Regions from separate parts of the Homo sapiens genome. Here all the other regions are linked to region 1. The links are chromatin loops, found by intact Hi-C in ENCODE. Cell type or tissue: GM12878. All regions are shown on one strand. Each heading gives the region's core, and the rest is flanking DNA. Links, peaks and the distances in the headings are about the cores only. Region 1 has its middle 9.8 kb from the start of SHCBP1L. Region 2 overlaps SMG7 (SMG7 nonsense mediated mRNA decay factor). Region 3 overlaps NMNAT2 (nicotinamide nucleotide adenylyltransferase 2). Region 4 overlaps LAMC1 (laminin subunit gamma 1). Region 5 overlaps NMNAT2 (nicotinamide nucleotide adenylyltransferase 2). Region 6 overlaps NMNAT2 (nicotinamide nucleotide adenylyltransferase 2). Region 7 overlaps LAMC2 (laminin subunit gamma 2).

Region 1 (4,504 bases), core at 195-4,194:
TTTCCTTTTCAGGGAAACATTTGCTTTCTCCTGGTATAATGACCCTTTTCTCTTTTCATATAGTTCCACAGGTTTCAAAACTTACACAAAGAGCTACTGTTTGATTCTTTAAAATATATTTTTCTCATTATGAAGGAAATACATGCCAATTGAAAACTTCCTAAAGAAAGAAAACATAGAAATACATAAAGAACCACATAAAAATCTCCTAAAACTCCAGAGATAACTGTTAACATTTTTGTGCATTTTCATTTAGGACGTACAGCTTCATAGTGTGTTTTTTCCTATGTGGTTAGGTGGTGAACATTTTCCCATAATTCTTGAGGGCGACAACTATGTATATCTTGAGCAATGTTATATTTCCAGGGCCCAGAACAGAACCTGGCATATAACAATTAGCACCTAATTAGTAATATCTAATTATTTTATTTAATAAATATTTGTTGAATGAATGAGTGACATATGTTCCTCCAAAACGTTTTAAAAGGCCACATAACTATGAATCTATGAAATAAAATGTAACTGTCAAATCACATTAAGATAGTGCATAACTCACTTTTAGAGGTTTCCCCAGGTGAAGGCAAAGTAGTAACACAAAAAGAGCTCTGGGGCAGGAGTCAGGCAGGCAGCCTCTAGCTTAGAGCAGCCGTTATAGGCGTAACAATACAGGCTCCATTTTACTTCCTAACACTGCGGTTTCTTCACTAGTACTATGAAGGAGTTGACTGAACTGTTTGCTAAGATTCCCTTCGATGTTTACACTATGTCTTTATTTTATTTTATTTTATTTTGAGACAGAGTCTCACTCTGTTGCCCAGGCTGGAGTGCAGTGGTGCAGTCATGGCTCACTGCTGCCTTGACCTCCAGGGCTCAAACTATCCTCCGGCTTCAGCCTTCCGAGCAGCTGGGACTACAGGCACTCGCTGCCACACCTGGCTAATTTCTTTTGTATTTGTAGAGATGGAGTTTCACCATGTTGCCCAGGCTGGTCTCAAACTCTTGGCTCACCCACCTCGGCCTCCCAAAGTGCTGGGACTACAGGTGTGAGCCACCGTACCCAGCCCAAGTGTGTCCTTTTTTAGTCTTTGAAAGAGTGTTCCAGTTTTTTAAAAGATGCAGAAGTAGTATGTAAATATATTTTATTTTAAAACTTTCAAGTAATACAGAATTACATAGGGTAAAATATGAAATTGAAATTCCTCTTTTACAACCACCCCCTTCCCAATACCACTCTCCTCAAAGACTACAACTGGTACAGTTTGGTGTCTGTATGTTCTTCCATCCTTTTTCTATGCTTGAATATATGTCCAAATACAAACGTGTAATTGAAAAGAAACACAAATGGAATCATATGATACGTATTATTCTGAGAATTGCTTCTCTCCCTCCCCTTCTCTACAGTATACCTTTGGGGCCTTTTCTGAGTCAGGGCACCTAGATTGACTTCATTTTGACAATATGAATACATCATTGGTTATTTAACGATTCCACTAGTGCTAGACATGGGCTGTTTCCAGTTTTACACCACTATAAACAATGCTACAATAAATATCCTCGTATTGCATAGCATAGTGGTTAAGAGCAGGGGCGTTGGGATCCATGCATTCGAATCCTGGCTCCACCTCTTCACAGCTGTTACTTAACCTGTCCCTGCCTCAGCTTCCTCATCAATAAAATGGGGATCGCCAGGCTGTTTTTAGAGATAAATTAGTCAACGTATGTAAAGTTCTTGAACTGCACCTACCACAGTAAGTGCTAAATGCTATTATCATTATTATTAAAACTACTATAAATAAAATTTTTGTGTGCATGTGCAGCATTTCGGGGGAACTTATATCTAGAGATGGAATTGCTGGGTTGAAATTATGCACACTTAAAATTTTGAAAGTTTTTTTTTTTTAACAAGATGCCTTCCAATAAGATTTTAACTATTTCTATTTCCATCAACAGTGGTTGAGAGTGTCTGTTGTCTTCTGCCGTTGATACCCCAGTTATTATACATTTTAAGTGTCTGCTCCATTATTAGATATTTATACACTGTTCAAATTGTAGGCTAATTAGCTGATGTTATTCTTAGTGTCTTTTCCTATCAAAATTGAAACCTAAGACTTCTGATAGTTAAGACAAGTTTGGGCCATTGGCTTTTCACCAGGGTAGCTTTAGTCGGAAGTTTTAGGTTGTGTCTTGTCCATACCCAGTACTGCCTCTCCTTAGTGGAGTTCATGTGCCCTTAAACATGTATGGTGATTCTTTCTTTTTTGTGTGGTTTATGTAAAATGAAATTAAAATCATTGTTTACCTCCCAAAGAGCTGAAAACAAAAGCAGAACACAAAACAAGTATCAAGGGGTTAGTACACATTATGAAATGTTGAAGATTTAGCAGAACATCACGTCTGAGGTGAAAGAAGTGTTATATGTTACGGAAATGTGTCCGAGCTTGCCCTTTAGCAAAGTGCTGTGCTGTTGTCTTCTGAGTCAGGACTTAAAGCTATGCCTGGCTGAATGCTTCAGGCTCCACCCAGCCCTTTGGGATTGCGGGGGGGCCCTTCAATAGCCCGAAAGCTCTCTAGTGCTCTCCTCTGGTCAAAATAAGGAGGTACAGGCTTCAAAGAACTGTTGTGTTTCTTACTGCCATTGAGTATTTGTTTCCAAAGTGTTTGTTTGTTTGTTTGTTTAGTTTTTTTGTGGTTTACAAAGTTAATGTCAAAGAGTTGAGGAGGAAAAAAATTAGTGTTCTAAGAGAGAAAAATTATTTGTGAATAAATGGCCGAATGAAGTGTTCATTAATACTTATTTTTTCAATTGAGGAAAACAAAAGGAAAAAGAAATACAATTACATTTCACAGCATCCTGGTGTGCACCTCCAAAATAATACAAACCAAATCTCCACCATACAAAACTTCCAAAATACCTAAATCCCCAGTGTACTTATTTAGTGTTTTCTGACTGATGTGAGCCTTATTTATTCTTACATAGGGAAATATGAAAATAATGTGTTAGTATTAAAGACTTCCTAAAACTGTGTTACTACTAATTTATCTATGTTCTTTATAACTGAACTGTACCCTGGGAATGACTTGGTGATGGAAAAAACTTTCCTTATTTTGCAGCTGTCAAAGTCCAAGATTTTCCTTTTGACCTCCTTCAGATCTTTACTCAAACATCATCTTACGGGTGAGACCTTCCCTCTCTGCTCTGTACAAAAATTATATCCCGGGCCTACTCTCCAAAATGTCCTCATCCCTGCTCTGCCCTATCCATCTCCATATTTTTATCATTCTCCATAGCACCTAACTGTCACATAATGTGCCATAAATTTTATTTCTAAAAATTGAGATATAATTCACATACCATACGGTTCACCCATTTAAGCATACAATTCAATGGTTTCAGTTCTCAGAGTTGGGCAGTCATCATCACAATCAATTATAGTACATTCTCATCACCCCAGAAAGAAATCCTGGGCCCATTAGCAGTCAGCTCCCATTCCTTTTCAAACTCTGCCCCTCTTCCCTGGCAACCCCCAACCCCCAGCCCTAGGCAACCACTAATGTACTTTCTGTCTCTATTGATTTGCCTATTCTGGACATTTTATATAAATGGGATCATATGTTATATGGGTTTCTGTGACCTCATTTTCTGTCATTTAGCATGTTTTCAAGGTTCATCCATGTTGTAGTATGTATCAGCAGTACTTTATTCCTTTTTAAATAGCCAAATAGTATTCTACTGTATGGCTATACCACATTTTATTTATCTGTTTATCAGTTGATTGACATTTAAGTTCTTTCCACTTTATAGCTATTATAAATAATTCTGCTATGGATGTGAATGTACAAGTTTTGGGGTAGATATGTGTTTTTATTTTCTTGACAATTTTACGTAAAAAATCATGTTTATTGTCTGTCTTCAGCACCAGCACCAAATACCATGCCAGCACAGAATAGGTGCTCAATACATATCTGTAAAATAAATGAGCTATTCTCTCTCCTCTGCAGAATCTCAAGCGTGTTGCCAACGAGATTCTTCAGTTTGTTTTAATTTTGGTCCTAACTTTTTACCTAAAGCCAGTTTAGGTGACTCTTTGTAACATGGCTTATGCATATCTCTACAGCCTGAGTTTTTGTCCCAAATTGTCCTCTACTCCTGCTATATTCAGCTACCTAGACCAAGTTCTTCTACCCCTGGATAAAGCCACTAACTACTCTCTCTGCTTAGAATATTTACCTTACTCCATCCCCGCATTCTGTCCCTGCTTTAGGTGCCTATAGTTTCCTTCTCTTTCATAACTCAGCCCACCTGGGAATTTTATCTGCTAACAGAAGTAGAAATTAATTACATTCTTTTTGGGAAACGGCTTGGCAATACTGAGAGCGTTAAAATGTTTCTACATCTTGACTCAGTAATCCCACCTTCCCCTAGAGGAATATCTGAAATATAAGCAAAAGCTTATGCACAAAGATATTCAAAATGGCATAGTTGATGCTATAGAAATTAGTGTAG
Region 2 (4,504 bases), core at 272-4,271, 580 kb before region 1:
AGTGCTGTGCTTCCAACGACAACATTTAAGATTGGTGTCACATCTGTCTTAGCACCTCATCAAGACTGTGATTCTATTTCCCTAGTAGTTTATGTTCCTATAGGAGAATTATTTGCAGAAAATCCATTTTCAATAAAATGGACACTTAGTAGCAGCCAAGAATGGTACTTAAGATCTAGTATTTTATCCTTTACAAGAGTAAGGAAAACATTTGAACTTTCATAAACAGTAGAGACAATACTTTTGTTTTCCCATAATCACTATAAATCTAAGCAAGAAGTATGTCAAAGTTTAATGAGCATTTCTAACATTGAATCTTTCAGCATTTCCCCTTATTTCATTCAGCTGGATAGTACACACAACTGTAACTTACCTGCTGGAATCCAGAGTGGTGAGGCGGGCTTTTCCCCAAAGCCGGCACAGCTTTTGTAGGGGATTGTTGTTGCTGAGTTAGAGCTTGAACCTGCAGCTGGCTTGTAGACTGTGCTGTTGGCTGAGCTGGTAAAGATGTAAGGGGTTGCTGGGAAGGTGGCTGTGATTGTTGAGGTCCCTGGTTCATTGGCCCTGGTCCAGAGGGCCGTTGCTGGCTGTAAGGAATGTGGGACTGTTTCCCAGCTTGCACCTGGTTTCCTGCTGGAGAGTGAGCTGTAGGCTGAAGAAAGGTTCCTGGGACAGAAACACCAGCTGGGAAGGTGTAACCTGAGCCCATAGAAAATGCCACAGGCGGGGGGATAACATATGTTGGGGGCGGAAACCCTTCAAAACAGAAGAACACAGCTTTAGTTTTAAGGAAACAGCAAAAAATTGCAAAAAAAGTCATTTTTTTTTTAACAGGTAGGTAGAGGGAGTCTTCTAACACATCACAAAAGAGATTAGTCATGTTGTCAATCTTTAACTTGATTTGAAGAACTAAAAATAGACTTGATATTTTTCCTCTATCCACTGAAGTAATCAGTGTTCTGTGAGTAGCTTCTGTATTTAGTGATAGGATTTCCTTCATAATAACAAACATGCACTTGTATGTACACTACACACAAACAGTTCAAAAATAATTTTATAAGTATTAGGGAAAATAGAACTTTTTATGGCTTAGTAACATTACTCCAACAGAAAACACATTTCTCAGTGACTGAATAGAAATTCTTGCACAGAAAAGATTAAGTAGAAGAAATTACAAAACATATTTACCTGGCCTGCTGGGAAGAGGAGGGAAGGCTCCAGGGTGATGAATGGGGATGAACTGGGAGTTACTTGCTTGAGTTGGGGTTTGAGTTACAGGTGTTTTTCTGGCTTCAGACACTGGAGTCTTTCTTAGTTCTGTCTGGGATTTTACCTGTAACCAATAGAAGCAAAACTATCTATAATAAATTGAAACTCAAATGTGCTAGAAAGAAGACCCTACTCCTAAGAAAGTATTTAAAACCTCATTAGATCAAAAAGTACATGCTGAAGATATTTAAATTCACCTAAGTTAAAAATGGAAAATCAAAGCAAATTATTTAATAGCCAATAAAAGATAATTTTACTATCTTAGTTTTACTAATTATTTTGCTTTCCCATGATCACAAAAATCCAAAAATGTAAAGGACCTTAGAGCCCATTTGTTTTACAAATGAGATGCCTGATGCTAACAAGTTGAAAAAAACTTGTCTATGACTTTAAGTTGCTTGTTCTGGGGCCCAGGGTTCTCTATACTCTAATTCATTAAACGACATACATGAATTATGAACTAATAATGACTATTAACCCATAGGTGAGTTATTTTGGCCCTCAGTTTGATTTCATCTGGGTAGCCATATGTGCAGTCAGGCATCCACCTTCCACCCTGCAACTTTACCACCCTTCAGAATAAATAAGGATACTTTCAGCAGTAAGGAACAGGCCCTGAGATCCTATAGATGGAGCCAGAGAGTAGATGTCATATGCACTGCTCAAAGTTGAGCAAAATGAGGGAACATGAGTAGCATTTATAGAAAACCCAGGACGAGGTACAGAGTGTGGTGATATGTTTACTCTTTCTTTCTTTAATCATTTATAGGTGATTTGAGATGGATGAGAAACCAAAAAAGGAGATTGTATTTTCAGTCTGGACCTTATTGTGAGCAGTTACAGAGAATGGAGGAAAGGTAAACAGAAAATGCTGGACTCATTATCTCTAAAACTCGGATCCTTTGGCTTTCTAGTTCATTTTTTTTTTTCTTGCCTTTCCCTAGCATCTCTCTCTCTCCCCTATGTCTTAATTTCTACCTTGTCTTTCTGTTTCTCTCCTTGCTATAATGTTAAAATGGAACTATTATTTTCTTATTTCTCTTTCTCAAAAAAATTAGAGAAATACTTCAAAGGTACTATTTATTTGTAAGCAGCCTTCAACAATGTAAAGTTTCTCATGCAAACACATACATTTGCTAAAATGTGTTAACAACTCACATGGCTGCTTAAGTATTTATTCAAACATTAATAGTATTAATAAAACCATCACAGAATAAAGGCCCTTTTCTGTTTACATGAAACCATCTTTTCTATTTGGGAAAATATATTAATAAAAAGAAAGTCACAAATAACTGAGCAGTGCTTATCTTTTCCCAGCAAGAAACCTGGGTTCTTCCTTTATAAATTCCCAGGATCCAGGATAAGATTAAAGTGATATTAATACCAATAGCCGGGACAAGTATAATTGTCAATAAAAAAGTCTCATATTTTTCCAAGAAAAAAAATACACACACACACACACACACACACACACACACACACACACACATATATATATATTATAGTGAATCTAAAAAAAAAAACTGCATAAGCCTTAATATACTCTTGGTTCTACTGGATCTACAGAAGACCCCAAATCTCCACTATAGCATTGACAAATGGTAGTTATATCTTCTAAATAAAATATAATCCTGTGTGAAACTGACAACTCTGCAACTAATCCTTTCAAACTGCTTAAATTGGTGAAGACTGACGAAAGTGTCAAATCAGGCTGAGATTTTTTTTTCACTCACAATTCCCAAGAATTGAAAAAGTAACCATCTATCACAGCTCTTTATATAACCTTACTATGCAATTAAATAATGCATTTAAACTTCCAGGACGGCCAATTCTCATGGCTTTAGAACAAAATGAAAAATCTTGCCTTTTGTGTGAGCCTTCCTCTACCTGCTTTATAGTTCAAATACAGCTTACCTGCACTGCCACATTCTGCTTTCCTGTTTCCTGTAACTTTTCTAAGGTGCATTTCTTGGTTTCAGTTTTCCTCTTGTTGTTGTCCTTCTTTCCATCATTCTTAGTTACAGTTATTCCTTTGCTATAGTCCCTTCTCACCTCTTTGGGAGGAAAACTTCTTCCTTGGTCTCTGTTCACTTCTCGTGTCTTAATGTTTTCTTTGAAGGTAACCACTGGCTTCTCTCCTGTGTCACAGTTGTTGCTTAAATTTCGGCTTGTAGATAGCACTGATTTTAGCCCTGGGCTCCCATCTGCAGCCAGCGACTCTATCACAGATGTTTCTTGCAGAATGAGGTTCTCTTTGGCTTCACTGGGGTCTTCCAGTATTAATTCTGGGATTTCTGTGATAAACAACAATTTCCCTACCTCATTTTCACACTGAATCAGCCTAAAAAAGCAAAAATAAATCCATATATAAAAAACATTAACTTAAAAAATAACAACTGAATTGTGTGTGGATCCAAGTCAATATATTCCTAGCACTAATAACCATGAAAACAGCAGGATATAACAATGTGGATTCAGGTAACACAAAAAGTAGTTATGTAGAAACTGAGGTTCTCATTATCACACTTAACATCGTCACAACCTATCCCTCTGGCTCTTTCAACGTTTGCTAGAATTTACATTTTCTGAGCATGCTTCAAGTGCAAGACACTGGTCTAGGGCCCTTGATATGTCCTATAAGGTAGCTATATATAATTCCTATTCTATAGATGTGAAAATTGAAGCTTGGAGGTGGTAAGTTCATTCAAACATGGAAGCATTTAACTACCTACTGTATGACAGAAACCTGAATACAAAAATGAGGAAGTAGTTAGTGACTTTGGAAAGGTTATAATCTACTGGGGAGATCCCAAGGACACCCACTTGAGAAGCTGCGGAACTCGAAACGGAACTCAAACCAATGGAATTACAAAACCTGCGTTCTTTTCCCTACACTAACGACCACATCTGCTTTGTACTTAACTGGCTACTAGCACGATCTTGGTCTGTCCTGCCTGAAACTGACTACCATGCCCAGGCCAATACAAATTACCATGACTGTGAAAGTACAGTTCAGTTAGATTTACAGAGATATTTATAAATTAGAGCAGAAACTCACGATAAACAAGAAAGACCTCTGTAATACACAATAGGGAGAACAGAGATTCTAAATAAAGAGTATACTTACTCACTAGGGTTATAATTAGATGTTGTGCTACCAACATGTCGATTTAAGAGTTCATGATTGACAATATTTATACCAAAGCCTAAAATACGTAACATATGAGATGTGTGT
Region 3 (4,504 bases), core at 309-4,308, 360 kb before region 1:
TTGCCAAAGTGGCTGAGAAATCAAATTTGCCAGTGAAAGAAATAAAAAGGGATGACTTCTCTCTCTTTCTTCTCTTCTGTTCACCAATCTCCCCTACTTCCCTTTTGGCAACAGCAGGACAGAGGCAGTTCCACTGTTTGGTAAGGAAAGAAACAAAGAACTGTGACCTGCTTGGCTCCTAGTTTCTTTATCTGTAAAATGAAGAGGTTAGGACAGATGACTTTAGATCAACTTCTGTGAATGTTGGTGTAACCCAGGTAAAACATAGCTGTCTCGTGACCCAGTCCTAACATCATGATGTACTCAGAGAAACAACTGTCAGGTATCCAAAAAGTAATTCACAAAGAAATTTTATTTATTCTTGAGATGGAGTCTCGCTCTGTCGCCCAGGCTGGAGTGCAGTTGATCTTGGCTCACTACAACCTCTGCCTCCTGGGTTTAAGCGATTCTCCTGCCTCAGCCTCCCGAGTAGCTGGCATTACAGGCACCCGCCACCACACCTGGCTCATTTTTTGTATTTTTAGTAGAGACAGGGGTTTCACCACGTTGGCCAGGCTGGTCTTGAACTCCTGACCTCAGGGCGATCTGCCCACCTTGGCCTCCCAAAGTGCTGGGATTACAGGCGTGAGCCACCGTGCCTGGCCAGAAATTTTAATCTCTGCCAAAATCTCTCAAAGAATACCAAAAGGATGTTCAACTCAAACTAGAGCAGCACTTCAAAAACTTTATCTTTCTCTGTATATTTCACATATACTACCTCTGAAATACTATCACCTCTCTCCTCATTCCTAACAATTCTCTCTAAGCCCAGAAGATTCTCATCTTGTTTCTCCTCTCATCTCATCCTCAGGATCTATTTATTTCTCCTTCATCAGGAACTCAGAGTTAATTTTTAGAGGAAATCAATTCACCTTGTCTGGTTTCACTCAGTTCGCTCCTTTCCCTTTACCCTAGTTCAGCCAGAGAGACAGCAGCTATCCCAGAATTCCCCGCCATGGGCAGAGAAGGGGAGAGGCTGTTAATAGTGGTGAATAAATGACTTTCCTACCATAATGAGATAAGTCCAGAAAAACGGGAATGAGAGGATGGGAACTGCAGATGCTCAAAGACACGGCAGATCATGGAAAACTCCCTCCCAGGGTCATCTTAAGTTGCATCCCACTCTCAACCCCACAGCTATGGAAGTTCCCCAATTTCTGACTCTTGTCAGATGGAGGAGGAATATCCTGCCGGTTTCCCTGCTGAGGACACATAGAATAGTGGAAACCAAAAAATAAAGGAAGAGAGAAAGAGAGAGGGGAAGAGAGAGAGAGAGGCAGAGGAGAAGAAGGAAAGAAGGAAGAAAGGAAGGAGGGAAGAAACCAAGGATGGCACTGTCACCATGGCAAGTGGAAGCTGAAGGCAGGCCTGGCCTTGGCCAGAGGCGCTGCTGAGAAGGGAAGGATGACCAAGAGTGTCCCAGCCTGCTTGTGACTCTCCTGCTGCCTCTGAGAGAGCTGGCTCAACCTCGAGAACATTGGGGCAGTTCTTGGGTTTTCTAAACAGTGGCATATATCATCTCACTTAAACTTTACAACTGCTTGGAAATGTAGGCACTGTGCTGAAGTGATCTTTTTATAAGTCATTCTCTGGTGTTTATAAGTCTGACTGGTGTGTAAATGCCTCCAGGGCAGGACTTTCATTTTCTAAATTCTTGTATTCCTGGCACTCAGCACGGGTACACAGTAGGTGCTCGATGTTGGCAGAATGGAAGTAACCGGAGCAGATTTTTTGGGGTGAGTCAACTGAGCCCCCAGCCAGTTTCCAGTGGAGTCAGGACTGGGCTCAGCAATCTTGACTTCTACTTCAGCATAGCTTCTGCTGCAGCACAGTGGTAGGTAGTGTGTATGTGGGGGTATGGGGCATGCACACGCCTGTGTCCCCACAAGACAGTAGCATTGCAATGAGGAGAATGCAGGGGCTCTGAGTCCCTATATGATTCCCATTTCTGCCCTTATAAGCAAGTCCTTAACTTCTCATCTATAAATTGTGCTTAATGATACCACCTCCAATAGAGCTGATGTGATGATTCAATAAATAATAACAACAAAATAATGATGTTAAAAATCCATAGCTGGCTTGTACTTCTTTGCCCTTGGCTCTTTCCTGCCCCAGGCTCCCAGGCCCCAAACCTCTGCTCCTGTATCGGATTTTAGGGAGTTCAGCAAAGGTAGAAGTAGAGGTCAGCAGTTTGGGACTTGTTTGATGTGTGTCTCTACAAGCTCTCAGCAGATGGAGCCCGTGGCCTCTGGCTCAAGGCAGGAAGGACTGAGGGTTTTTCCCAGGGAGAGCAGGGTTGTGCAATGATTCTGTCCTGGCCTCCCTAAACCCTCCCTTCTCAGTTCTAGAAACTCTCTGCCCTCAGAAATTCCTCCCCCATCGTCCTGTTTGGGGGATTTCCTTTCTCAAGGCAAACACAATGAATCTCTCTCTGGTTTTGGAAATCCAAAACTGGCCAGGAAAAAATCTTGCAGAGCTGCCCTGACTTCCGAGCACAGAACTCAAGTCATTCCTCCCCACCTGTGGGCCATCACCTCCGCAGTCCCTCTCCTCCCATCCCAAAGACAGAGCCCCATTTCCTCATCTGGCCTGGACTTTTTCTCTAACAGACTGTAGCCTGCAGACAGGCAAGAGGACTTCAGGCTGGGGCACAGAAGTCCCAGTGACACAAAAGTGAGAGGAGGTCTTAGGATCCAGGGCTCAGGCCATGTCACTGGGGTCCCAGGGCCTGCTGGGGAGGTGAGGCAGAGACTTCGCTAGCCTAGGCCGGATGTCTGGGAGTCGAAGCCCAATTTCCCACTGTGTCAGTGGAACTCAGAGCTTCCATAGGGCCATGAGCTTACCTCTGCCCTTAGAATAACTGTTTGTGAAGGCTATAGAACAGTGCCCAGAACATAATAGACACTCAGACGTTTTGGCTATTACAGCTCCTTTAACACTGTATTGTGTTTGTCTGTTTGTGTATTTGTGTCTCACAGTGGGTGCACCACCTGTGACTCTAGTGCTCAGCATAGAATCCAGCCCATAGTGGATGCTAATTTAAATATTTTTTTCTTTTGGACACTGGTCAAGAATCTTTGAATAGCCCCTGTCATTAATCTGGGTAGAAGCCTTTCCCTCTGCTAGTGTCAAAAGCCCTGGGGTTAATAGACTTGGGTGGGGGTTCATGAATCCACTTCCAGCCCTTGGGGTTATCTTAGGCAGTCTCTGGGCCTTCACTTCTTGGCCAGTAAAATGAGAGGAAAACAGAGTCAACTCTAAAAGTCTTCTCGGCTTCCAAAGACTGGCAAGAGGTGACTTGATTGTAGGTGATGAGGGAGTGGGTAAGAGAGTACATAGAAATCCATGGGTCAAGGCCAGGCATGGTGGCTCATGCCTATAATCCCAGCACTTTGGGAGGTTCAGGCAGGAGGATAGCTGGAGCCCAGCAGTTCCAGACCAGCCTGGGCAACATGGTGGTGAGACCTCATCTCCACACACACAAAAAATATTTTAAATTAGCTGAACATGGTGGCTGAATGCCAGCTACTTGAGAGGCTGAGGCAAGAGGATCGCTTGAGCCCAGCAGGATCACTTGAGCCAGGAGGTAGCCACTGTACTTCAGCCTGGGTGACAGACCCTGTCTCAAAAAAGGAAAAAGAAAAAATCCATCAGTCAGGCTCAGGGTATGCTGGAGGATGTGGGCTGAAATACGGGGGGATGAAACTGAGCCTACTTTCTGGGATAAAACGGCTGACCAGCCAGGCCCACCCCACTCTGAGGCTGCCACTTTTGAGGTATGACCCGACGGTTCCCATTTAGAAGAGTCTACTCCACTTTGACACAGGTTACTGGAATTCCCATTTTAGAGACATTCTTCTGGGGAGAGACATTGGGGGCTCTTATTAAAATGTATGTGGATCAGGTAACATTTATCAAATGTGCACAGGTCTAGTGATTAGTAGTGTCTGACTACTAGGTAACAACTAGCTGAGGGCATGGGGGATGGAGATCTGGAACACAGGCATGCCAAGGATGCTGACTTAGAGTCCCAAAATGCAGGACCGGAGGAAAACACCTCAATTTCTATAAGTGGAAAGAAGGGGAATCAGATAAAGGGTTATTTCCAACACATTTTACCTAGTGAATAATATTCCCTATGGCAAGCTCTGCTTACGTTCACTTACCCAATGAATCAATGTTTGCTGAGTATCAACAATATAGAAGGAGCCCTGGTAAGGGCTGTGGGGGAGGAGCTGAGGAAGGCAGCAAGCTGGATGAGACACAGTGCCTGCCCTCCAGAGGGAAGTAAAGTGCCCAGTCCCTCAGGCCCCCGTGCCTGGACAGCTCAGGGGACCGAGGTGCCTGGTGGGGGGCTGGCGAGCCCTGGCTCTGCAGCTGGTACTGCAGCAGCCCAGGAAGAAATCCAGGGCTGCCGTTTGACTCAGCATCTGATCTCCACAGACATGAAAGAAAATGGGTCAGA
Region 4 (4,000 bases), core at 1-4,000, 160 kb before region 1:
ACCAATGAAGATGAATACAGGTTTGGAAAAAACCAACTTGGAACTTGGCTACCAAATGTATGTGCAGAGGTGACATTCTACAAACTCTTGCCTAACTATATATGGTGGTCCTGCTTGGAAGGTTACTCAATTATTTGATAATGTAAAAATTTTTTGGCTGGGCGCAGTGGCTCAAGCCTGTAATCCCAGCACTTTGGGAGGCTGAGGTGGGCAAATCACGAGGTCAGGAGATCGAGACCATCCTGGCTAACACGGTGAACCGCCATCTCTACTCAAAATACAAAAAAATTACCCCGGGCATGGTGGGCATGTGCCTGTAGTCCCAGGTACTTGGGAGGCTGAGGCAGGAGAATCACTTGAACCCAGGAGGTGGAGGTTGCAGTGAGCCAAGATCGCGCCACTGCACTCCAGCCTGGGCAACAGAGTGATTGTGGCTCAAAAAAAAAAAAAAAAAAAAAAAGCTTATGAAGACGCATGCCTTTAATGATTTTTAAAACTATTTTAATATTTTAAGACACCTTGTAATAGAACAGATTCATAAAATGCTTGAAATTTGAATATCGAATAGTTTTTTATTTGTTGGAAAATCACCCTATGCTTACTGTAGCTTAAAGCAGTAAATTTGTCAGGTTGCTTTTTGAATTAGTGTTTAAAAAATGAAATGATTTATAATCTATGAGTAGTTTAAAAACTGAGAAAGAATTTTATAAAACTATACTAACCTTGCTTTAGGAGCCACATCTAAAGATTGGTCCATCTCACAGAAGTCATGCACTGTTCAATCATGCGTACCTTTGACATCCTGGGCCTCACGAAGGAGGTCCATAACTTCCCTCTCTGCTTCCTTTAGTCTATCCTCGAAGGCTTGATCTGTCACCATCTCATCCCCAGTTCCAAGGTTTGCTATGAGACTCTCTAATTCCTGGAGCTTCACTCTATGATCAGCAACCTAAACATAAAGAAGAAAGAAAAGGGAAAGGTAGGACACACAAGTATTCCTGAAGAACTCAATCACACTTCCTGCAGGAATCATGGGCACTCCATGAATATGTAGTTCTTTTTTTTTTTTTTTAATTATTATTATACTTTAAGTTTTAGGATACATGTGCACAACATGCAGGTTTGTTACATATGTATACATGTGCCATGTTGGTGTGCTGCATGAATATGTAGTTCTATCCACTCCATGCATGTCTACTTCTGAAGAGAAGACGTGGCTAGTTTATTTTTCCAGCTTCAAAAAAAACCTTCAGAGCTGTTCCTTTGACTTTAAAGACTGTATGCTGATGAGTCTTAAGCTCTGACCTCTCCCTTGAGTGTCAGATTACCTTCGTGATACCTCCACTCAGCTCTCTGATAGGTATCTCAAACTTAACATCCAAAATTATACCTCTTACCTCTATTCTCTCTGAGGAATCTCCATCTCAGTAAATAAGGCCTCCAGCTACCTTAAGCAAAAAACCCAAGACACATCCTTATTCTTCTCTTTTCCTATCCTGTCCCCAAACACGCATATTTATCCAATCCAATTGAGGCTTCCCATTAAGCCCCATTCCTAACCATCATTCTTCACACATCAGTCAAGAGTGCTCCTCTTAAAATATAATCTGGATTTCCCAGATTTTAAGAGTTTCTTCAATGCATTCTTATTGGATTTGGGATAAAATCTAAACTTCTTACTATGGTCATCATGTTCCCATATAACCTGTCCGTACCAACCTCTCCCGTCTTAAAAAACAGAACACACCCTCTGCACTCAGCAGGCTCCAGCCACTCTCCAGCTTTCAGGCCTCTGTATACCAGGTTCCTTCTGCCTGGAACAAACCTACCATTACTTTTCACTCGGCTCATTCCTTTGTATCCATCAGATCTCACCTTAGATGAATTCTGTAGAGAGGCCTTACATAAAGTAGTTTCCCCCAGTTATTCTCCATTTGTATTCTTCCTGGCACTTATCTCAGTGTTTGTTTTGTTTATTTATTTATTTTTTATTATTTGCCTCCCAACTGGAACATAAGTCTTTAAGAACAGGGACCACATCTACCTTGTTCACCACTTTTTCTATAGAGATTAGTGCACAGTAAGTTGCCACTCAACGTCTGCTGGATGAATGAATGAATGCACTATTGACAGCTTACCTTATCCTTTACCAGCCGGTAACAAGCTGGACATTCCTGGCAGCCAGGCCAAGACCGATTGTAGAAATAGTTTTCTTCACACTGGTCACAGCGATTTCCCACAAAGCCTTCTCTGCATTCACAGCGACCATCATCTTTGCACTGAAGTGAAAGAGATCCCTCAGGATGACAGTCACAGGCTGCAGAATAAGGAGAAAATAATACATAATTAGCAAAAGAAGGAAGAGTATATCTCTTAATTCAGACTGATAACAATAAGCTGACTATAAGCTGACTATACTGTCATAATTTTTTTGAAAAACAGGACTATTTATGAGATCTTAAATGGCTAAGTCTGTTTAGCAGAGAAAACTGACATTTTTAAAAGTCAAAATGAGCTTTAAAGTAAAACGTGCAACCTTTGGGACACACTTCAGGTTACTTAGCAATTAGAGAAGTTATGAAACTATCAGTGCTCGTTTCATGCACTTCAAGGATTCATCTCTACCTTCAATTCTCCACTGTTTAATATTTCTCTAAGGAACTAGAAAACCCAAATGCTAATGCTTCTTTTGCATTATCTTATAGTTTGTTTATTCACTGTGTTCTCTGAACTGAGTCAATTACTTATGCTACATTCCACAGGAGAAATGAAGGAATTCAGAAAGCAAAAGCCAATCTGTTCTGAGGCCCAATTCCAGGCAAGTGTTTATGCCAAGGAGAAGCAGATGTTTACACGTAATCATACCAAAAGGGCCCCAAGGGTGGGAAGCAACTACAGCAAGTCAACAAACATGTTGTGAACAGAATCCTCCACTATTTCATTATCTGCACTAAGAATGCAATCAATAAAGAAGTTTCATGAACCACAGTGGGAAAGCTCAGTAATCAAAGGAAGACTTCCTTGGAAAAAATAAAAGATTGGAAAAAGGAAGCATCAGAAACGTTGTAAAAGAAAACATACAAAGAAACCAGAGAAGGCTTTGATCTGCAGAGTTTTAGAAATGGATAATATTCTTCAAATAAAGCATCTACGATGACTTAGGTACAGCCCTGACTATGAGTCAAGTGGCTAGACTGAGGCTGTCAAAGTCCTTTCTGGCCTTAAGACACTAACTGGAATTAGTGGAAGCTTAGAGTTGTATGCCACCAACACCCCTTACGTTTGCAGCCTTCAGGTCCAAACCCAAAGTGGTTGACCTCACAGCGCTCACAGTGCTGACCAGTGATGCCGGGCTGGCACTCACACTGGCCGGTGCGGATGTCACACTGCCCATTGGTGGAGCCCAAGGCATGGCAGTCACACCTGAAAATGAACACAGGACATTTCTCAGGCAAGAAAAACAGACTTTAAGCACAACTTTTTTTTTTTTTTAGTATAGCACTGATGTAATTTGTAACTTGTATCAGAAAACTGAATGGTAAGGGTTACTAAGATGGAATGTTAAGGGTTATTAAGCCCCTAAGGTTCAAGTAATTTTCATGAGTGCTATTCAGAACCTCTTTTCCTAACTTAACTGCTACCAGTGCTCTCCAGCCTGGGACTGTATGGACACTAAGTAGCAGCTTTGAAAACAGAAGTTCCCAGGCTGCAACCCTGAAGGGTCTGATTCTAAGTGCCTCAGAAAGGACCCGGCAATTTGTGCTTTTAAAAGGTTGCTCAGGTGATTCTGGCACAGCTGGGGCCACTGTGCTCCACTCCTTTCTTTCATTAGCTTTATTACAATTCTCCAGCACTGCCCCTGAAGGATGCCTTGCCTACATTAGGCGCTCCAGTAATTTCTGAACAGTCAATTATTAAATGTACTTATAAAAATTCATTTTTTATAACAGAAAAAGCAAAGATTACTTTCACCAAAGGCACCTATGTCTCACCTCTCACA
Region 5 (4,504 bases), core at 301-4,300, 320 kb before region 1:
CCTCAGGCAGACTGTGTGTTGGGTACCAGGAAGCCTGTTCCCTAATGCCCTACCTTCCTTCTTTCCTCCTTAGATGAGAATGCCAATCTGGGCACGGTGATGCGGTATGAAGAGATTGGTGAGTGGGACTGCGAAAGTGCGGAAAATGGGGACATTTGGAGCTCCCTGCCTTCACGACAGGCAACATGGGGAGCAGAGAGGCTTGAAAACCCAGGGACTGTTTTGCAGCAGGGTCTCCTCTCGGAAGAGGGATCGTTCCCAGGCTAAGATTGCATTCGTAGTTAGCTCCCTTTAACATCTCTTAACTGGACTCCAGCCAACTCCCAAGAGATAGGACTGGATCATTTGGTGATTTTTCCTTCAGAGCCTCCACTCCCTCCTCTAAAAAACATGAAAGTTGAGCTTTGGCACCAGCTGGAAAGACCCTTCTTTTGGGCACAGACACTGCACACAAATGAGGCAGAAGAGCACCCCGGCCTTCCTCATTCAGTGCTTGTAGATGAAGAAACAGAGAGGGGACTGAAAGCCACCTCCACACCTCCCTTGCAGCCTTGGGCAGAGGCTAAGGCACTTCACTGTCTGTGTGAGGGCTGCCTGCCCAACCCAATACCAGAGCAGGCCAGGGCAGGCCCGAGCCGGTGGAGGGCGGTTACACAGCTGTCAGGGTGGGAAGAAGTTGATGACCCCTACAAGCAAATTGAGAAGCAGATAGGAACACTGAAATCTTCCCAGGGTTTCAGAATGGTGGGAGACGCAGGTGTCTGAAGCTGGGGAAAGGGCAGGGAGACACCAGAATAGAGCTGGAGCTGGCACAGGTACCAGGGGACAAGAAGGGTCAGTGACATCAGGAATGCCTGGAGCTCTAGGGCAAGGCAGCCTGGTGTCCACACCCTCAATCTTCAACTTCCAGCTGAAAAGATCCTCCAAGCATCCCTTCCTGGTACTTTTCTGTCCAAGGACTGGAAGTCAGGGCTCCCACTGCAATCCTGAGAGGCAGGGTTTGTCCTGAGCACTTGGTTCACACAGACCCGGCAGATGTGATGTCATTTCAAGGGGCTTCTCTGGGTCTCATCCTCTCATCTGAGGTGCAGTGGTGTCCCTGAATTGGCTCAGGTGGTTTCCTACAACCATTTGTAAAGTTTTCAGGAATTTTGTGAACCAGTTTTAAATAGAGCCATTACTAAAAATTAAGTTATATTAACTTAAAATTAAATTTAATTAAAAACAAAAGGAATGAATACTCAAAACTCCTCACTTCTTGATTATTTTACTAATTTTAATATCCTTTATTGACCAGCAAGTCACTCTCTGAAGGCCACAGGAAGGAGCACCCGCCTTCCTGGTTGCTCCCCAAAACAGGCAGGAGCATTTGGCTCTAGGTTCTCCAGACCCAGAACACCCAACAGGCAAGGATGGGAGGGAAGGTGCCTGGGCTGGGCTGAAAGCTCCTGCACTCCACTTCCCTGCAGTTCCAGCCTGGTCACCACCTGCTGCCTTCCCACGCAGTCTCCTTGGCCAGCAGAGCTCAGCCTTAGGACTTCTCATTGTATTCCAGTGTATTTCTCTTTCCTTAGTCCAGAGATGTATTGTGGCAAGCTTGAGCCATGGCCTTGCTTGCCTTCCTAGCGCCTGGGGCAGGTGGATCAGGCACTCCTCATCCTGACTCAAGGAGTCCCCTCCAGGAGAGGACAGTGGTGATCAGTATTGCACAGCGTACTGCTGTGTTCACTTCCATTAGCTCACGGCTACCTCGGGAGGGGCAGGGGCCTCTGCTTACTCTTCTTGCTCCATAGCAGTTCTGGAGTTATGGTGAGCCAGCCGCCAGGGACCAAAAATGCTGCTGGGGAGTGACCTCTCACCTCTGGCTTCCCTGAGGCTCTGCCTGTCCCCTTCCACATCCCCTGTGCTCGCTGAGAGGGAGGGTCTACCTGCATGTGATGGAGAAAGGACAGTGTGGGGTAGAGAATGGAGAACACTTAGGTTCCGAGAAAGGACAGCTCAGCAGCCACAGCTGTCAGATTGGGCTCAGGTCCTGGCATGGTCCAGGTGGTGGCTGCATGCAGTGGAAACTGGGATGGGCTGCAGGGCCCGGGCTTCACATAGCCCGGATTCCTGGGAGGGGAGTGTGGACAGAGAGTGTGCATTCTGGCTCGTGGCCCTGGATCAGCGTGACCTGGGGAAGGAGGCTAGCCCAGAGGAGCTGGAAGGGAGCTCGCTGCCTCCCGACTCCTGCGCTGTGTGAGGCGCTGGGGCTCACGTGTCCCCTTTTTTAATATTTCCTTCCACACTAAATGAGGAGGAAAAGCCATTTTCTCCTAGCTCCATTAGCGTCTGTTGACCCTATTTACATGCTCCTAACAGCTGACTGCTCCTCCAGGGCTGCCCTAGACCACAGGCTGTTGGGCTGGAAACTTGCCTTAGCCTCATAGGACAAACTGGGAGAAGTCACTGCTGCCCTCCAGTGGCCATATGTGGGATCTCAAGCCCTGCTGGGGCCGCTTGTCTGACTTAAATGTTTGCACTGGTCCTGCAAGAAAGGGTGGCAGAGACCGTACTCTTGAACTCTTTGTGCTTTGGCTTAAAACATAAAAGTCCCATATTATATTTGGTTGGGATAGTGTGTCCCTGGCTTGGGAATAGGAAAGAGATTTATTTTCATGGCTGTAAGCAGGGATTTTTAACCTTGGCACTAATTGACATTTGGGAACAGATGTGTTGGGGAGGGGGGCTTCCCTGTGCATTGTAGGATGTTTAGCAGCACTCCTAGCCTCCACCCACTAGATGCCAGTAGCATGCCACCCTCTCCCTCCAGTCCTGACATCCAAAAATGTCCAGACATTGCCCAATGTCCCCTGGCAATTGCAAAATTGCCCTCAGTTGAGAACCAGTGATGAGAGAAAGCTGAGGGCCAGCACATTCCCTGTTGACATGACCATCTAATTCAGGGCTGTCCAATCTTTTGGCTTCCCTGGGCAACATTGGAAGAGGAAGAATTATCTTGGACCACACATAAAATACACTAACACTAGGCTGGGCGCGGTGACTCAAGCCTATAATCCCAGCACTTTGGGAGGCCGAGGCTGGCGGGTCACCTGAGGTTGGGAGTTCAAGACCACCCTGACCAACATGGAGAAACCCCATCTCTACTAAAAATACAAAATTAGCCGGGTGTGGTGGCACATGTCTGTAATCCCAGCTGCTCAGGAGGCTGAGGCAGGAGAATTGCTTGAACCCAGGAGGCGGAGGTTGCGGTGAGCCGGAGATCACGCCATTGCACTCCAGCCTGGGCAACAAGAGCGAAACTCCATCTCAAAAAAAAAAAAAAAAAAAAAAAAAATACACTAACACTAACAATAGCTGATGAGCAAAAAAAAAGAAAAAAAGTCGCCAAAAAAAAATCTCATAATGTTTTAAGAAAGTTTACATGCCGAGTGTAGTGGCTCATGCCTGTAATTCCAGCACTTTGGGAGGCCACGGTGGGCAGATCACTTGAGGTCAGGAGTTTGAGAACTGCCTGGCCAACATGGTGAAACCCCCTCTCTACTAAAAATACAAAAATTAGCCAGGTGTGGTGGCAGGCACCTGTAATCCCAGCTACTTGGGAGGCTGAGGCAAGAGAATTGCTTGAACCTGAAAGGCGGAGGTTGCAGTGAGCCAAGATCGTGTCACTGCACTCCAGCTTGGGTGACAGAGGGAGATTCTATCTCCAAAAAAAGAAAAAAAAAAGGAAGTTTACGAATTTATGTTAGACTGCATTCAAAGCCACCCTGGGCCACATGTGGCCTATGTGCCTTGGGTTGGACAAGCTTGATCTAACTGAACTTATAGGCAGTCAGAATTACAGAGACGTGCCCTTTCAACAGAGAACTGACCTAGAACCCTGGGTGGCTCCAAGTGGGCCTGAGGAACAACAGAATCCGAGAAATAAGCCTAGTCTGGCTCCTGTCAGCAATACCAAGTGTGGTTCCTCTCCACAGTTGGGGAGTTGGGCCAGAAATCCTATGGCGCAACGCAGAGGCGCCACTGACTCAGGCAAACATTCTCCCCAGTGACCCCATGCTGCAAGAGCAGAGGCCACGATAGTCACCACAGCCCTCCCAGATTGCCCGGAAGGCAGCCTGCAGGATCTCTGTTGTCAGCTCATCTGTTGCCTTACCCATTCAACATGCCTGAGCACCTACTGTATGCCAGTGACTCTGCCAGACCCTGGGGCTGTAAAGATAAAGGAAAATCCCTGCACACAAACAGATCATTAGACTAAGGTATGTTAGAGAGGAGAGAAGACAGGATGCAGGAATATTTCATAGTTACAATCCAGTCCTCAGTGGGGCTCCCTTACGTGGGAAGGCTGCCCTGACCCTGGGACCATGAGATGCTGGCATTGCCCACCATTGGCCCAGTAGCCTCCCCCCTGCTTCAGGAGTCCCACCTAGAGACTCATTCCACAGCAGGGGACAGCTTACCACCTGAAAGCCTTCGTCAGGTCCCAGAACTAGCCACAGGG
Region 6 (4,504 bases), core at 208-4,207, 310 kb before region 1:
AAATACGGAAATGCTCATATCCTGGGATCTCCCTCAGTCCTGGGTTAGCCATCCTGGAGTCCCAGGACACCCATCCTAGCTATGCTCAGAGAGTACCACGTCCCAGGCCAGCAGGGACCCCACATCTAGTTTGCCCAGGGTGGTGAGAAATCCAGTCCCCTGCAGAGGCAGCAGAAGGATTTGGGTGAAGCAGACTCCCAAGCTTGCTTCAGAGGGCTTTCTAGAGCCTGGAGCAGACCTGCTTCCCCACCCTGCCAGCCAACTGCTCAGTCCCCTGCCTCAACCCACAGCTGATCTGCGAGGTCCTTAGAATCATTGAGTCTGAGACAGGGAAAAATTTCAAGAAGCTGTTTCCTCACATAATGAGTGTGAATCTCAGTCTATGACAGAGGTGTGCCGGAAATATCATGTTAATGTATTTAAATCAAATTAACATTCCACTCCAAATCCCTATCCCACAGGGTAATTTTAGTCTCAGCCATTATTAATTAGCAGACCTGAAAGGCTCTTGCACACCCCGAACATGAGGACAGGACTTCAATCTCAGTTCACCATGGTCACCACAGACATCTTCCCTGTCCAAGCCTTTGTGGTCCCTTGAAGTCAAAGGTGCCCTGCTCCACACCCACCTGGGGCAGGAACTCCTGGCTGAGTCTGGAGGCCTCGTGCTGGGCCCCATTGTGATCACCAGGCCCGTTCTCCTCTGAGGTTTTGCCCCTAGTGTGCTGCCCAGGAGAGAGGAGGAGTGGGCTCCACAGACCTCTAGCATCTTCCTATTGTAGGGAAAGTTGGTGGGAGGGCAGCAGAACCTGTTCTTTGTTCTTTCTATCCCCAAGTCATCTTCCCTATTTTCTCTCCCCGCTTCAGGACATCTAATGAAATGTCTTTTTTTTCTTTTTTTTTTTTTTAGAGACAAGGTCTCACTATGTTGCCCAGGCTGGTCTCGAACTCCTGAGCCCAAATGATCCTCCCACCTCCGCCTCCCAAAGTGCTAGGATTACAAACCTGAGCCACTGCACTAGGTTCAAAATTTCTTCAATGAGTTTAAAGGCATTGACTTCAGGCCAGGCGTGGTGACTCACGCCTGTAATCCCAGCACTTTGGGAGGCTGAGGCAGGTGGATCACCTGAGGTCAAGAGTTCGAGACCACCCTGGGCAACATGGTGAAACCCCATCTCTACTAAAAATACAAAAAATTAGCCGGGCATGGTGGCGGGCACCTGTAATCCCAGCTACTTGGGAGGCTAAGACAGGAGAATCGCTTGAACCCGGGAGGCAGAGATTGCAGTGAGCAGAGATCGTGCCATTGCACTCCAGCCTGGGTGACAGAGCAAGATTCTGTCTAAATAAATAAATAAATAACAAATAAATAAATAAAGTTATTGACTTCAGAGCATTCTGGTTTTGTCCTGCAAATTCCTCCTGTAAAAGATCTGGCTGTCTGCTAGAAATAGAGCTGGCCAGCCAGGCGCAGTGGCTCACACCTGTAATCCCAGTGCTTTGGGAGTCTGAAGTGGGTGGATCACTTGAGGTCAGGAGTTTGAGACAAGCCTGGCCAACATGGTAAAACCCCATCTCTACTAAAAGTACAAAAATCACCCAGGCGTGGTGGTGCATGCCTGTAATCCCAGCTACTCCGGTGGCTGAGGCAGGGGAATTGCATGAACCCAGGAGATAGAGGTTGCAGTGAGCCAAGATTGTGCCACTGCACTCTAGCCTGAGTGACAAGACTCCAAAAAGCAAAAAAGCAAGAAAGAAGGGAGGGAGGGAGGAAGGGAAGGAAGGAAGGAAGGAAGGAAGGAAGGAAGGAAGGAAGGAAGGAAGGAAGGAAGGGAGGGAGGGAGGGAGGGAAAAGAAAGGAAAGAAAGAGAGAAAGAGAGAGAGGAAGAAAGAAAGAAAGAGGAAGGAAGGAAGGGAGGGAAAAAAGAGAGAAAAAGAAAGAAAGAAAGAGAAAGAAAGAAAAATAGAGCTGGCAGAGGAGGGTGTAGGCAGCACAAAATTACTTAGCACCTCAGTGAATTAGTCCACTGCTCTTATTTGGGGAAGGTTGGATCTCAAGGTCTGGAAAAGGAACATCTTTCAGGAGTGGATACAGAATGAGCCCTGCTTATTGTACTAGCAAGTTCTACCATCTGGGGTTTGCCTGGAAACGCCCATTTTAGGAATTTCAGTTCCTAACCATGAGACTCCTGGAAGCGAGATATGTGAGACCTGCTTCTGTTTCAGGTTTCATTCGTTTGCCCATTCATTCATCCCTTTCTCAGAGCACATTTCTCTTTATTATCGGGTGCCCCGAGTGATACTTGTTGACCACAGACTTTGCTTGGAGACCATGAGGCCAAAACCCTGAAATCTGCTGTTAAAAGAATAACTTCAGCTGAATTACATTTAAAAGAGTTTAATTGAGCAATGAACAATTCACGAATCAGGCGGCATCCCATGCCAGAGTAGGCTCTCAGACTCCAGCGCAGCCATGTGGTAGAAGTTTTATGGACAGAAAAAGGAAGGTGATGTACAGAAAATGGAAGTGAAGTACAGAAACAGTCTTATTTGAACACAGTTCGAACAGCTGGCTACATTGATTGGCCAAAACTTGGTAATTGGCACAAATGTAAGCTAAAGCCTGTTTACACCTCCACTTGTTATAGTTCACCATGTACACAGAGAAATCTTTAGGCCGAACTTAAAATATGCAGGGAGGCAGCTTTAGGCTAAACTTGATTTAACACTGCCCATGACTGGGGACAGAAGGGCAGGAGGGAGATCAAAGCTTTTTCTAGGAAATGTCCTAGGCCCCGGCCCCGCACTCCAGCCTCTCATATCTTCTCCAAATATCTTCAGAAACAAGGCAGGAGGGATGCCACTGGTTCAAATGGGTCTGGGGAGAAAGCCTGAAGGGGCTGTGGAGCAGCCCGGCCTCCAGCCAGGCTGGAACCGGCTGAGACCGTCTGTTGGACAGCAGGACTGACAAGGCCTCCTCCAGCACCAACACACACTCTCTACTGAGTCAGTTTTGCTCTTTCTTTCACTTTGGATTCTTGAACCAAAGCTCTCCATCCAGAAATCTAATTATATGACTAATGGGATGACCCCATCCCCACCCCAAACACATCCCTTGTGGCATTTCCCATTAGGCACAAAGATCCATTAGCCCACAGCAAATTCTGACCCTCTCTGACCAGTGACACACCCTTCCCCTTACATTCCATGGAGAAAAAATTCCATACATAGTCATCGAGTTTCTCTCAAGTGTAATAGAACAGAGTGGCTGTATGGGAAATCAAGATCCAGACTTCTGGACCAGCCTCGGAGATCAGAACCCAGCTCCTGCCACCCCACTGCATTCCCGAGTTCTTTATTGGAGAACTAGTCTCTCCCAGGAGACCTGCTCCTTTGCTTTGCTGCATCCTGACACCAGCATCAATGCAGGCATCCAGGCATGGATCAGGGACTGTGGGAAGCCAAGGCCAGAGGCTACAGGGTCAACCATGGGCAGATTTGTGAAGCAGAAGGCATTTGCACTCACTCCTCTCCCCAAAACAAAACCCGTTGTGTAGGGATCCGATGCTGCCAGCTGCTTTGTCCATCACTGTGCCCAGCAGGCAAATTAATTCTGATTCAAGGCCAGGTGTGGTGGCTCATGCTTGCAATCCCAGCATTTTGGGAAGCTGAGGCAGGTGGATCACCTAAGGTCAGGAGTTCAAAACCAGCCTGGCCAACATGGTGAAACCCCATCTCTACTACAAATACAAAAATTACCTAGGCGTGGTGGCAGGCTCCTGTAATCCCAGCTACTCAGGAGGCTGAGGCAGGAGAATTGCTTGAACCCGGGAGGTGCAGGTTGCAGGGAGCCGAGAGAGCGCCACTGCACTCCAACCTGGGTGACAAGAGTGAAACACCATCTCAAAAAAAAAAGAAAAAAATAATTCTGATTCAAGCATTCCTTTCTTCAATCAATCTTTCAACAAATGCTTATTAAGTGCCCAGGATAAACGTAGCATGTATTTATCCTTGAGGCACTTGCAGTCTAAAAGTATCTTACTTTTCATTATAATATTTCTTTATACTATATTAACTATAACATGTGAAAAGTTTAGAAGAGTTCCTGAACCTAGTAAACATTCCATAAATGTTGGCCGTTATTCACTTATTTTAAAATATTTATTGAGCACCCAGCCATGTGAGAAAACAAAGTAGACAAAGTACCTGACCGTGCACTTTGCTTTCTGTGGGAGGGGGTGGCCCTTGAGCTGGGCTTTGAATTGTGAGCAGGACTGGGTTAAGTAGGTGGAAAGAGAAGAGCTTTTTAAGGAGGGAAGAGGATATAAAAGATTCGGTGGGGGGAACAAGACCTTTGGGGAGATGGTTCTGGTTGGTTGAAATAGGTGGATCCTGGTATTTATTTGGGAAGGTATTAACTTTTGAGCAAGCAGCAAAATCATTAAGTTTAATGATTACATGTATTAGCTGCTCTCAAGAGTATTTGCATTTCAAATGAGCAAGA
Region 7 (4,000 bases), core at 1-4,000, 270 kb before region 1:
TTTATAGTGTGCTTTCTTGTATCCACCACTTCGAGTTAAATATTAATCACACATATAAGGAAACTGAGGCTTAGAGGGATTAATTGGCATAATTAGCATAATATAATAGGTATGTTACAAAACTGGACTTGAACTCAGTCCTGTTGGTGTCATATGGGCTTTTCCTCTCATAAGGTGCTTTCTAGCATATCACAGCTAACCCAGAGTTTGGGGTCTGGGCTGGTCTGGCCTAGAATTCCTGAAGGGATTTGTACCACTAAGTAGAAGCCTCAGGTTGCAGAGGTCCTCAAGCACTTCAAGGTGGAGACTCTGGTGTGAGTGGGAGGCTGTGAGCTCCATGCAAACCTCTGGGTCTTCATGAGGAACCAAGAGTCTTCCAACCTGGGTGTCCAGAGTGGCTCTGGACTTTTTTTTTTTTTTTTTTTGAGATGGAGTCTTGCGCTGTTGCCCGGCTGGAGTGCAGTGACATGATCTCGGCTCACTGCAACCTCTGCCTCCTGGGTTCAAGAGATTCTTGTGCCTCGGCCTCCTGAGTAGCTGGGATTACAGGCACCCACCACCACGTCCAGCTAATATTTGTATTTTTAGTAGAGATGGGGTTTCACCATGTTGGCCAGGCTGGTCTTGAACTCACAACCTCAGGTGATCCACCCACCTCAGCTTCCCAAAGTGCTGGGACTGCAGGTGTGAGCCACCATTCCCGGCCCCATTCTGGACTTTATAAACAAAGTTAGGGTAAACAAACTCCTGAGTTCTGGGCACCAAGGTCAGCCTGGGACTGAGGGGTGAGTCTGTGGGGCAGGCCAGCTCCTCTAGAACTGAACTTGCCTCTAAAATATAACATGTGCAAAGATTTGAAAGAAACGCTGGGCAAGAGGACCAGTCTGCACATTCATGCTTTGATCTGCAGCAGGCCTCAGGAATGCTCCACTATAGCTGCTGCTTTGAAGCTGTCTTGTTAGGAGAACTGTTGACTGTTACCTTTCTACACATCAATTACGCTGACTTCCTGAGAGAGTCTCTTAAACTATTTTACAGCCCACTCCCCTTCCCACTTGAGTTTGCTTAGGCTTACTCTCAAGTCATTTATTACTCTCCTACAACAGGTTTGGCAGCCACTTCCCTGCCTCCCTGCCTTGGGATTGGGCATAGGATGTGGCCCCGTGTTACATCCTTTTCCGCGTAGGAATGTAAACCTGACCTTTTTCACTTCTCCCACCCAGCTTTAACCCAGCTCTGTCTTCCAGAGCCTGGCTACAGGGTAAACCTGTCTTAAGGCCTTTGACAGAGGAAGAAAGGCCCAGGGTGCTCACAGGCCAGTTTGGTCAGAGAATCAAAGTAACATCATGATATGAACTGCCATTGTCCCTGCTTAGATGGCAAGCAAGTGCATACGTACACAGGCACGCACAGACACAGCCTGCCTGGGGTGGAGTCCTACCTCGACACTTGTCTGCTGGGTTGGGAGCCAATGGGTCCCCGAAGTAGCCTGCTTTGCACTGGTCGCAGTAGATGCCGGCTGTGTTGTGGATACACTTCAAACACCTGCCTGTCAGCCGGTCACAATTCCCAGAGGCACTGGGGTCCACATTGTTGTTGCATTGACAGGGCTGACAAGGCCTCACTGGGCCATGTTCACCAAAGGGGTCCCCAAAGTAGCCATCAGCACAGAGCTCACAGCGGGCACCTGGGAAGGAACAAATGACCAAGCCTAGGTCGACATCCATCAGGAGGAAGACCAGACGCAGAGGCCTAAAGTTGCGAGTCACCCTCTAGAAGAGCCAGAGAAATGTGCTTCCCTAGGGACCCCAGAACAAAGCCCTCAGGAGCAGGCATGCAAGGCAGGGCTGGCCCTCTCTCTCCATGCCCACTGCAGGTTGCAGAACACAGTAGCGCCACTAGGAGGCTTAACTAGCTGGCTGGGAAAAAGCAGGCAGCTCCACAGAAGTAGTAAGGTTTTGAGCAATACCCCCAAAACTGCTGCTGAAGAATCCATTCTTCTTTCAGATTGACCAGCAGAAGGATGTGACATTTAAGAAGTCACTAAGTTTTCCCTCGTTATCTTAGTTCATTAAGAAACAAACCATGTGCTTGGTCTGAAAATGTCATCTTCTAATGACAAACCTCTCAAAACAGCTTTAGGTGTTTTCTCCCATAATTGCACTCTGCTCTTGCTTAATCCACTTCACCTCTTGGGCATTGCAATATCTTATCTTTAAGATATTATCTTTAGAGTGAGCACATTTGGGTGAACCCGAAGTCATTATAATTTCCTAGGAATTCCTCGGAATGGAAGCTATTTGCACACATTCATGGCATCAGGACAGGAAGAGGCAGGTGGCAGAGCAGACCCATGGCCTTACCGGTGACCCCGGGAGGGCAGTTATTGCACACCACCTCCTCCGTCTCCGGCATCACTGAGCAGCTGAACCCGTTATGACAGGGACATGGCTTGCAGCTGCGGGGGTCGTGCGGATCGTTGTAGAAACCAATTGGGCAGTCAGCACACTCAATGTCAGGATTCTCATCCCCTGAATAACAATCTCCTGGGGGTAGGAGAAGAGTGGAGGGGCAGAGAAGTGAGCAGGGTCAGACAATACATTTCCTTCAACATGGGTCAGAGTGTAGAATGTCAAAGCCTTCCTTTCTGAAGCCTTCCCCAAAGTGCCTGAGCACTGGCATTCACCCCTCCCATAGAACCAAATCTAAACATGGCCAAGACCCTGAATCTCACCCTCACTCCCCTATGCAAAGTAGACACTCACTTCTTTTACTATCCATAACTTAACACTGTTCCCCATGTTCTCTGTGGCCTGACACCATTTGTCGGCACATTCATTTAGACCCGGACTTGTCTTTGATCTCCCCACACAATTCTTGGAACTCGACACCAACTCTTCTACCCAGCACTGAACCATGACGACCATTTCCTGTAACCTGGCACCTTTCTCACAACTTTGTGGCATTTCCACAGTGAAGAGGATTGAGTGTAATAAGGCACCATGTCCATCTTCCCTGACTCCAGCTCTGCTCTCCTTAATCCTTTCCCACCTCTGATGTGAGTTCAGCCATGGTCTTTCTTACACAGCTCTCTCTCTTCCACATGACACCCCAGCCACCTGGTCCAGGTGTCATTTCACTCACCTGTGTCTGGATCACAGGCCCCTCCCCCTTGACAGTTACAAGGAATACAGGTGCCAAAAGGCCCCAGTCTCGCTGAATCTCTCTTGTAGCCAGAAGCACAATCCTGGCAGAATTGCCCCTTGTACCCAACAGGACATATACACTGTTCAACCCAGGGTGCTGGGGCTCCAGAGACAGGGCGGGCTGAAATCAGGGTCACATTGTCAATGTACCCAGTACCTGCAATCGAGAGAACAGGTTAGAAGTTGCAAGTGGTACAGTCTAAAGATCTCAAGTCAGATCTCTCTTGGGATTTTATTTTTCTTAACTCCCTAACAAAGACAGGTGGTGTTCATATATCATGCCATGTAGAGAGGTATGGCAGTCTCCCACTGTGACTGAGCACACAGGCTCTGGGGTCAGAAAACCCAGGGCTTAAATTCTGAATCCACCCTCACTAGCTGTGTAAATTGGGCAAGTCACTTAGCCTCTCCATGACTGTGTTTCATCAACTATAGACAAGAAGTAACGGTGGTATTTATCTCTTATGTCCGTTGTGAAAATTAAATTAGATAATTCATATATTATAATCTATCTGGCATACAGTAAGAGTCAATACATTGTTACACCTTTCTGCTTCCGACTTTATTTACTGCATCAGTGACATGGAAATGGTGCATGCTAGCCACGCTTCCTTTTTAGGTGAGTGAGTGCAGAAAAGCTTAAGGAACTCTTGTTAAATAATTCCAGTTGAGATTAGGAGGACCCAACATGTGAAATTCAAAAAAAAAAAAAAAAGGAATTAATAGAATACATGATGACTCAGACAGGCTAGCATGGAGTATAATCTCAAAAGGAAAAGCTGCTCAAGGAATAA

The links. Hi-C counts contacts between places; a loop is a spot of excess contacts. Peaks named below come from ENCODE experiments on the same cell type or tissue, not always from the same donor. Only the 100,000 strongest peaks of a DNase experiment are listed, where the experiment ranks them.
Region 2: it touches region 1 in a loop (2.9-fold over the local background); 9 of 110 quality-filtered maps call a loop at or near these places.
Region 3: a loop joins it to region 1, with 10 times the contacts of the local background. A loop is called at or near these places in 38 of 110 quality-filtered maps.
Region 4: a loop joins it to region 1, with 2.9 times the contacts of the local background. A loop is called at or near these places in 29 of 110 quality-filtered maps.
Region 5: a loop joins it to region 1, with 9 times the contacts of the local background. A loop is called at or near these places in 24 of 110 quality-filtered maps.
Region 6: a loop joins it to region 1, with 5 times the contacts of the local background. A loop is called at or near these places in 24 of 110 quality-filtered maps.
Region 7: a loop joins it to region 1, with 6 times the contacts of the local background. A loop is called at or near these places in 85 of 110 quality-filtered maps.

What each region holds. Positions count from the first base shown.
Region 1 is chr1:182,960,744-182,965,247 of GRCh38, reverse strand. No RefSeq gene overlaps it. Among named protein-coding and RNA genes, the nearest start is that of SHCBP1L, 9.8 kb to the right of the region's middle. RefSeq lists an enhancer at 2,380-2,674. In GM12878, for the core only: a CTCF peak has its summit at 2,575; a DNase peak (open chromatin) is centred at 2,457; H3K4me3 peaks cover 422 bases; H3K27ac peaks cover 413 bases.
Region 2 is chr1:183,541,182-183,545,685 of GRCh38, reverse strand. SMG7 (SMG7 nonsense mediated mRNA decay factor) reads right to left here. Exons shown (of 23, transcript NM_001375584.1): 14 at 3,184-3,610; 15 at 1,189-1,333; 16 at 374-756. Among named protein-coding and RNA genes, the nearest start is that of NCF2, 47 kb to the left of the region's middle. RefSeq lists a silencer at 1,775-1,824. In GM12878, for the core only: a CTCF peak has its summit at 1,894; a DNase peak (open chromatin) is centred at 1,915.
Region 3 is chr1:183,316,461-183,320,964 of GRCh38, reverse strand. All of the region lies in intron 1 of NMNAT2 (nicotinamide nucleotide adenylyltransferase 2), which reads left to right. Among named protein-coding and RNA genes, the nearest start is that of NMNAT2, 100 kb to the left of the region's middle. In GM12878, for the core only: a CTCF peak has its summit at 2,279 (motif pointing right); a DNase peak (open chromatin) is centred at 2,334.
Region 4 is chr1:183,125,543-183,129,542 of GRCh38, reverse strand. LAMC1 (laminin subunit gamma 1) reads right to left here. Exons shown (of 28, transcript NM_002293.4): 15 at 3,993-4,000; 16 at 3,281-3,423; 17 at 2,139-2,317; 18 at 793-949. Among named protein-coding and RNA genes, the nearest start is that of LAMC1-AS1, 14 kb to the left of the region's middle. In GM12878, for the core only: no CTCF peak of the experiment used is centred there; no DNase peak of the experiment used is centred there.
Region 5 is chr1:183,279,609-183,284,112 of GRCh38, reverse strand. NMNAT2 (nicotinamide nucleotide adenylyltransferase 2) reads left to right here. Exons shown (of 11, transcript NM_015039.4): 7 at 74-118. Among named protein-coding and RNA genes, the nearest start is that of LAMC2, 96 kb to the right of the region's middle. RefSeq lists enhancers at 2,221-2,280, 3,853-4,504 and a silencer at 2,491-2,540. In GM12878, for the core only: a CTCF peak has its summit at 2,468 (motif pointing left); a DNase peak (open chromatin) is centred at 2,462.
Region 6 is chr1:183,271,171-183,275,674 of GRCh38, reverse strand. The region is part of intron 8 of NMNAT2 (nicotinamide nucleotide adenylyltransferase 2); the gene reads left to right. Among named protein-coding and RNA genes, the nearest start is that of LAMC2, 87 kb to the right of the region's middle. In GM12878, for the core only: no CTCF peak of the experiment used is centred there; no DNase peak of the experiment used is centred there.
Region 7 is chr1:183,226,061-183,230,060 of GRCh38, reverse strand. LAMC2 (laminin subunit gamma 2) reads right to left here. Exons shown (of 23, transcript NM_005562.3): 9 at 3,145-3,363; 10 at 2,364-2,546; 11 at 1,442-1,687. Among named protein-coding and RNA genes, the nearest start is that of LAMC2, 42 kb to the right of the region's middle. RefSeq lists a silencer at 1,335-1,540. In GM12878, for the core only: a CTCF peak has its summit at 1,901; no DNase peak of the experiment used is centred there.